Linked DNA regions of Homo sapiens: region 1 is linked to region 2. A link is a contact called in ENCODE Hi-C or POLR2A ChIA-PET data. All regions are on one chromosome and are shown on one strand. Each heading gives the region's core, a stretch centred on a gene start or an enhancer-like site at or near the end of the contact. The rest is flanking DNA. Distances are from core to core; before and after follow the strand shown.

The links. Hi-C counts contacts between places; a loop is a spot of excess contacts on that map. ChIA-PET counts read pairs that join two places held with the same protein, here RNA polymerase II (POLR2A). Pooled maps may share reads with other maps.
Region 1: a map of endothelial cell of umbilical vein shows a loop between it and region 2 (15-fold over the local background). The contact joins two enhancer-like sites. A Hi-C loop is called at or near these places in 5 of 168 maps with a recorded cell type or tissue (CD8-positive, alpha-beta T cell, Caco-2, MCF 10A and 2 more), 1 of 37 single-sample maps with no recorded cell type and 12 of 50 pooled maps. POLR2A ChIA-PET finds 5 or more read pairs at or near these places in 24 of 52 experiments (BJ, CD4-positive, alpha-beta T cell, CD4-positive, alpha-beta memory T cell and 19 more).

The regions. Positions count from the first base shown.
Region 1 is chr6:36,613,355-36,616,934 of GRCh38, reverse strand. No RefSeq gene overlaps it. Among named protein-coding and RNA genes, the nearest start is that of MIR3925, 7.4 kb to the left of the region's middle. RefSeq lists an enhancer at 1,821-1,870 and a silencer at 3,577-3,580. Within about 2 kb of position 1,459, at least 8 of the 41 ENCODE cell types and tissues checked have a DNase peak (open chromatin) inside an H3K27ac peak, as active enhancers do.
Region 2 is chr6:36,421,761-36,425,432 of GRCh38, reverse strand. All of the region lies in intron 3 of PXT1 (peroxisomal testis enriched protein 1), which reads left to right. Among named protein-coding and RNA genes, the nearest start is that of PXT1, 19 kb to the left of the region's middle. Within about 2 kb of position 2,077, at least 30 of the 41 ENCODE cell types and tissues checked have a DNase peak (open chromatin) inside an H3K27ac peak, as active enhancers do.

The sequences.
Region 1 (3,580 bases), core at 210-2,709, 190 kb before region 2:
CCTCAGGCTCTTCATCTGTAGCATGAAGGTGTGGGCAGTATAAGGACTTTTCCCACTATGGCTGCAGAGGGCTCACAGGCACTTGGTTGAGTTGAAAATATATACAGGTCTAACAATTTTTAAGTTTTCTGTTTTTTCCCCCACATAAAACCTATTCAACCAAATGCCTATAAACATGTTGGGGTGATGTTCTTCTGACGTCTGTGCTTCTAGGTTGTTTATGGGATGGACCTTCCTATCCTGTCACCTCGGGGATTGCAAAATAAAGTGTTAAAAAATGTTACCATTTGCACTTCTCTATTCAACCAAAATAACAGAAGGAAATTGGATTTCTCTTGTCTTTATGAGCCAATATTATTAGAACCTATACTTTTTATAGCTATACCATTTTTAGCTGTTTTCTGTATTCTACATAAGATTTCATTCCAAAAACTTTAACTATGTTTAAAGTTTGAAAATCACCATCCCTGGCTGGGCATGGTGGCTCACGCCTGTAATCCCAACACTTTAGGAGGCCGAGACAGGCAGATCACCTGAGGTCAGGAGTTCCCGACCAGCCTGGCCAACATGGTGAAACCCTGTCTGTACTAAAAAAGCAAAAATTGGCCGGGCGCAGTGGCTCACGCTTGTAATTCCAGCACTTTGGGAGGCCAAGGCAGGCAGATCATAAGGTCAAGGAGATCGAGACCATCCTGGCTAACACGGTGAAACCCCATCTCTACTAAAAATACAAAAAATTAGCCGGGCGTGGTGGCGGATGCCTGTAGTCCCAGCTACTCAGGAGGCTGAAGCAGGAGAATGGCGTGAACCCGGGAGACAGAGCTTGCAGTGAGCTGAGATCGCGCCACTGCACTCCAACCTGGGCGACAGAGCAAGACTCCGTCTCAAAAAAAATAAATAAATAAAAAATAAAAATTAGCCAGGCGTGGTGGCAGGCGCCCATAATCCCAGTTATTCAGGAGGCTGAGGCACGAGAATTGCTTGAACCCGGGAGGCGGAGGTTGCAGTGAGCCGAGATCACATCACTCTACTTCAGCCTGGGAAATAAAGTGAGACTCAGTCTCAAAAAAAAAAAAAAAAAAAGAAAAAGAAAAAGGAAATCACCATCCCTGATAATCTCTAAGGTCCCTGTAGCTCTGACATTCTACTAGTCTACCTACCATTCTAAAGCTCTGAACAAATTCATAGGGTTTTAAACCTGTCAACATGGAACCTTTTAGTTTCCTGCCTTTGTTTTTATGCACTTGGCTCTTCATATATCCAACTTCCTATCCAAATCCCATTCTTTCAGCACTTCAGTAAAACCCCTTCCTCACAAAGCACTTAACATGGGTCTTGGATCTAAGCCTTGGTTTCAAAATAGGGTAACAGAGCCTCCCTCAAGTGGTTAGGTTTAAGTGAGTAGGTAGTATGTATATGTAAAATGTTTAGCAAAATGCTGATACATAAAGCTCAAGGATCAGTAATTACTGTTATGATTATCTTTGTTAATGTGTTATTATTGTCATGGTGGAAAAGTCAGTGCAGACTCAATTCCCTGAAGAGATGTGCAACCTCAGGCAAAAAGTCTGGCCCATTCTCGATGGTGCAGTACTGCCTCCTAGTGGGTAGCTGGGCATTTTTTTTTCTTTTTTTTTTTTTTTAGACTCCTGTCCCCCAGGCTGGAGCGCAGTGATGCAATCACGGCTCACTGCAACCTCAATTTCTCAGACTCAAGCGATCCTCTCACCTCAGCCTCCAGAGTAGCTGGGACAACAGGCACGTGCTACCACACCCGGCTAATTTTTTATTTTTAGTAGAGACAAGGTCTTGCTATGTTGCCCAGACTGACTCCTGAGCTCAAGCAATCCTCCCACCTCTGCCTCTCAGCCCAAGTGCTGAGATTACAGGCATGAGCCAGTGCGCCCAGCCAATTTTTTTTTTTTTTAATGACTGTCACACTGGCCAGGGAGGTTAACTGGCTGTAGGGTGAAGAGGACAGAGATATTAAATGTCTGGCACACAAAGAATTGCCCATGCCCACAGGACTGAATCCATTACAGGTATAAAATATAAAAAGTGCTTTAAATTTTTCGAAACCTGGCTGGGCACGGTGGCTCACGCCTGTAATCCCAGCACTTTGGGAAGCTGAGGCAGGTGAAATCACCTGAGGTCAGGAGTTCAAGATCAGCCTGGCCAACATGGTGAAACCCCGTCTCTACTAAAAATACAAAAAAAATTAGCTAGGCTTGGTGGCAGGTGCCTGTAATCTCAGCTACTCGGGAGGCTGAGGCTGGAGAATCACTGGAACCCAGGAGGCAGAGGTTGCAGCGAGCCAAGATCGCGCCATTGCACTCCAGCCCAGGTGATGGAGATTCCATCTAAAAAAAAAATAAAAATTCAAAAGCTGGGGAACTTAGCACAAGAAAACATTATGTGCACATTTCACATATAGACATACCTCAGATATATATGGGTTCAGTTCCAGACCATGTCAATAAAGCAGGTCACACAATTTGTTTCCCAGTGTATATAAAAGTTATGTTTACATTGTACTGTAAGTGTGCAAAAGCATTATGTATTTAAAAATGTACAGGGGCTGGGCATGGTGGCTCATGCCTGTAATCCCAGCACTTTGAGAGGCCGAAACAAGTGGATGGCTTGAGCCCAAGAGTTTGAGACCAGTCTGGGCAACATGGTAAGATCTCATCTCTAAAAAAATACAGGCCAGACGCAGTGGCTCACGCCTGTAATCCCAACACTTTGGAAGGCCGAGGCAGGCGGATTACCTGAGGTCAGGAGTTCGAGACCAGCCTGGCCAACATGGTGAAACCCTATTTCTACTAAAAATACAAAAATTAGCAGGGCATGGTGGTGGCTGCCTATAATCCCAGCCACTCGGGAGGCTGAGGCAGGAGAATCACTTGAATCCAGGAGGCAGAGGTTGCAGTGAGCCAAGATCGCACCACTGCACTCCAGCCTGGGTGACAGAATGAGACTCTGTCTCAAAAAAAAAAAAAAAAAAATTAGCCAGGCATAGTTGTGTGGGCCTGTAGTCCCAGCTATTCAGGAGGCTGAGGCAGGAGGATCACTTAAGCCCAGGAATGCTTACAATCATATAAGCCTTCAGCCACATAACCTTGCTGGTGGAGGGTCTTCCCTCAGTGTTGATGGCTGCTGACTGATCAGGATTGTGGTCGCTGAAGGCTGGAGTGGCTGTGGCAATTTCTTAAAATAAGACAATAATGAGGTTTGCCGCATTAACTGACTCTTGTTTTCACAAGATGTCTCTGTAGTATCTGATGCTATATGATAGCATTTTGCCCACAGTAGAACTTCTTTCAAAGTTGGAGTCAATGCTCTGAAACTCTGCCATTGCTTTTTCAACTAAGTTTATGCAATATTCCAAATCTTTTGTTGTCATTTCAACAATGTGTGCAGCACCTTCAGCAATAGATTCCATCTCAAGAAACCACTCTTTGCTCATCCATTGAAACAAGTCTTCATTCGTTCAAGTTTTATCATGAGATTACAGCAATTCCGTCACATCTCTACGCTCCGTTTTTAGTTCTCTTGCTGTTTTTTCCACCACATCTGTCAT
Region 2 (3,672 bases), core at 828-3,327:
TCTAAAAGTGACTTTGCTTCATGGTACTAAATCTCTTTAGTTTCCATTAGCCCTGAATCATTGCTGTGACGACCAATTAAGGTAATCCCAAATGGGCTAAAATAGATCAAATTTATCTTTTAATAAAAATTAGTCTTTAAATTGGACCTGACAGTGTCAGTATTGTTAAGGTAGGGAACATTCAGATTAGATTTCTTCTCGATTTTGCCACTAGAGGAGAGAACATGAAGGAAAGATACATTTGGAATTTTGCTTTGCAAAAATGTGTGATTCCTAAATGCCCCAGAATGCTGGAAAATTAAAGTTTTATGTTTTGAAGAGCATTAAAGGACAGTGTTAGGTAAATTTATGAGGTTTTAGGCTTTTAGATAAAAAATATGCTAGATACCTGAGAGGGATTATGAACATTAACTTCAACCTAATATCTAATTTTAAAAGAATTACATGCCACTTGAGAAAGGGAAATTTCAAGCATCCTGATAGTTGCTTGCCACCACACCAGATTTTTTTTTTGAGATAGAGTCTCACTTTGTCGCCCAGGTTGGAGTGCAGTGGTACAGTCTCGGTTCACTGCATGCCCGGCTAATTTTTGTATTTTTAGTAGAGCCGGGGGTTTCACCGTGTTGGCCAGGCTGGACTCCTGACCTCAAGTCATCCGCCCGCCTCGGCCTCCCAAAGTACTGGGATTACAGGTGTGAGCCACCGCGACCGGCCTGGTATCCATTTTTTAGAAAGCACTGAATTGACTGAAATTTTGAATCTTCATCTGTTTTTGTATTTGTTTTTGTTTTTTTGAGACGGAGTCTCGCACTGTCACCCAGGCTGGAGTGCAGTGGCGCGATCTCGGCTCACTGTAGCTCCGCCTCCCAGGTTCACGCCATTCTCCTGCCTCAGCCTCCCGAGTAGCTGGGACTACAGGCGCCCGCCACCACGCCCGGCTCATTTTTGTATTTTTAGTAGAGACGGGGTTTCACCGTGTTAGCCAGGATGGTCTTGATCTCCTGACCTCGTGATCTGCCCGCCTCGGTCTCCCAAAGTGCTGGGATTACAGGCGTGAGCCACCGCGCTCCGCCTGAATCTTCATTTGTTAATTCCGTTGTCAACAACAATTATTCCCCAAAGTCTGAGATTGTGTCACCTATGAACACCTTCTAGGAACTTGTAATTTTTTTTAAGAGACGTAATTCACTTAACATAAAGTTCACCCTTTTAAAGTGTACGGACAGAGGGTTTTAGTATACTCACAACGTTGTGCAATCGTCGCCACTATTCTAAGATTTTATGTTTTATTGTAAACTCTTTCCAGTATGTTTTCACACTCTACCTCCTGATCCTCAGATTCCTTGTGAAGCTGATCGCTGTCTTCCGAGGCGTTCTGTGGGCGTTGCTACTTTTGCCTCAAATGCTTTCCTAATTACAGTTTCACTTCAAAAGAAGAGGCAGGTGAAGTTACTAACGCTGCTGCCCTTGATTTAGAGTTAACAACCCACTAGCTAACGTACATGCTTGTTTTCATGCCTAGAACTCCCGTTTTACCATACGCGAGTTATATGTCAAATCTCATTAGTGACTGGTAGTCTGGTGGGCCACCAATGTGCTTTCAACGCCTGCCAAACAATTAGAAACCAGGGATCTTCCAATAAAGTGCTGTCTCCCATGTCCTCCCACTTCTGGCCCAGGACACCTGGGTTGCCTTTCTGTTCAGGCAGCAGCGCGTTTCTCCCCTTCATCTTTATGATACCACTGAAGAAATGAGGGATGTGCGGAATGAGGGGGCGGTGTGAGGGGGCACGAACTTGTTATTACGGCGTCGAGAACGCCAGATAGAGTAACCAAAGACTGATAGAATAAATAACGCTGGTGTGTGTAATTCGGGAACCCGGCCTCCCTAACTCCCGCTCCCGCCAGGAGCCCGAGGCGAGCTACGCGCGCGCCGCCGCCGGCCGCGTCGCCATGTGCGCTCCCCATTGGCCACAGCTGGCCCACGTGACCTCTATCGCCTAACCTGCTCGTCCGCGCGCGCGCTTTTTCCACCACAGAAAGCCTAGGGCGGGAGCGGGGTTCTCACTGGTTGCGCGGGTCGCGCGCCCAGCTAAAGTGCGCGAGGTGGTTCCGAGGACCTGGCGGCGCTCTCTGGCGGGGAGCCTGAGAAAATGCCTAAGTACTGTCCAGAGGAAAACTCTTACTGAGGAAGCAGGAGATTGAGGAGGTCCACCTCTCCCCTCAGTGGCTTCTGTCCGGGGCTGTGACACAGACAGACTGAAAATGGAAACCACAAGGCAGGAATGTGACTCGCTGAAGCCAAGATTTATCTCTTTGGGGGCGCTCTACACATACAAACATAACTCTTCGGGGGAAAATACATAATTTTTGTATGGGGAATTCAAAGCCACATTTTCTTAGAAGAGTTGAGGGTCGTGGGAAGTCCAGAGCAACCATCCTGATACACATCATTTAAGGGAAATTAGAAACTCCTGGGGAAACAAAGATGAGTAAAAGCAAAAGGAGGCCCTGCCCACCATTGCTGTGCGGGAATGGAGTGATTTGACAAGGGGCAGAAGTGTAATAATTACTGATGGGAAAGGGCTAAATAAATAAATGCGTGTGCATGTGTGTGTAAGTAGTATAAATGGGAAATATAATTGTAGAATTCAATAGAGAGTACAGTTTAGCTTATTTTTCTCTTTAAGAGTGCTTGGAAGCTTTGCTTTTGCTTTTTTTAATTTTTTGCCTCGATGGCTCACCAACCCTTCCTCCTCTAGATATACATTTTCTTTTTTAATTCGTTCATTCATTCCAGAAATTCTAGAACCTACTATATTCCAGGCACTGTGCTAGGTACTGAGATGACAGTGATAAATAAAAACAGTACCAGTTCCTTCAGTCATGGAGCGTATGGTCTGGTAAAGGAAGCAGACAGTAGTTAATTGCACATATCAATGTTAAATATAATGTGATAAGTGCTAAGGAGAGGTCTAGATGTCATAATGGGGGATTTGACCTAGCAGGGAGATCAGAGAAGGCTTCCCTCAAGATGCAACCCCTGACATGAGACCTGAAGGGGTTAAGGGGGATGGAGGTTGCAGACAGAGGGAGCAGCTTGTGCAAGGGAGAACTGGGAGCCTCTCCCCTTCCAATTACTGCCCATCTCACCCATTTCCACTATACATACATTAATCTTGCCCCTTAGTTCTCAGGAGACATTTGTTCTCTTAATTCCAAGTTCTTAGGGAGTGCCTGGTTGTAACCTACAATGATTGTTAAAGACAGTGTTATTCAATAGGTAAGTATACATATCTAATATACATATCAATATACATTTAATATACAATACATATTAATATACAGTCTAATATGCATTATCTCTGTTGTTTTGTATAAGAAAAATATACAATGACTGTAACAAATCGTAGGATATGATATATCTCAATAGAACTAAAAGTGCTGTAGACAAAGTAGTGAGAGATCACATGATTTTGGAAGACTCAAAAAAGGCATCTTAGAGAAAGTAATTTTCAAAAATCATTGAGGTAAGATTTGGTCAGATAAAGATACAATTTAGTTAGAGCATAGGGTTCTAAAAGAAGAGTAAGGAGGTTGGACCAATCAGTTGAAATACATTCCAAGGGCTTTGAAAACCAGTCTAAAAAGTTTGTAGAAACTAAGCTAGTG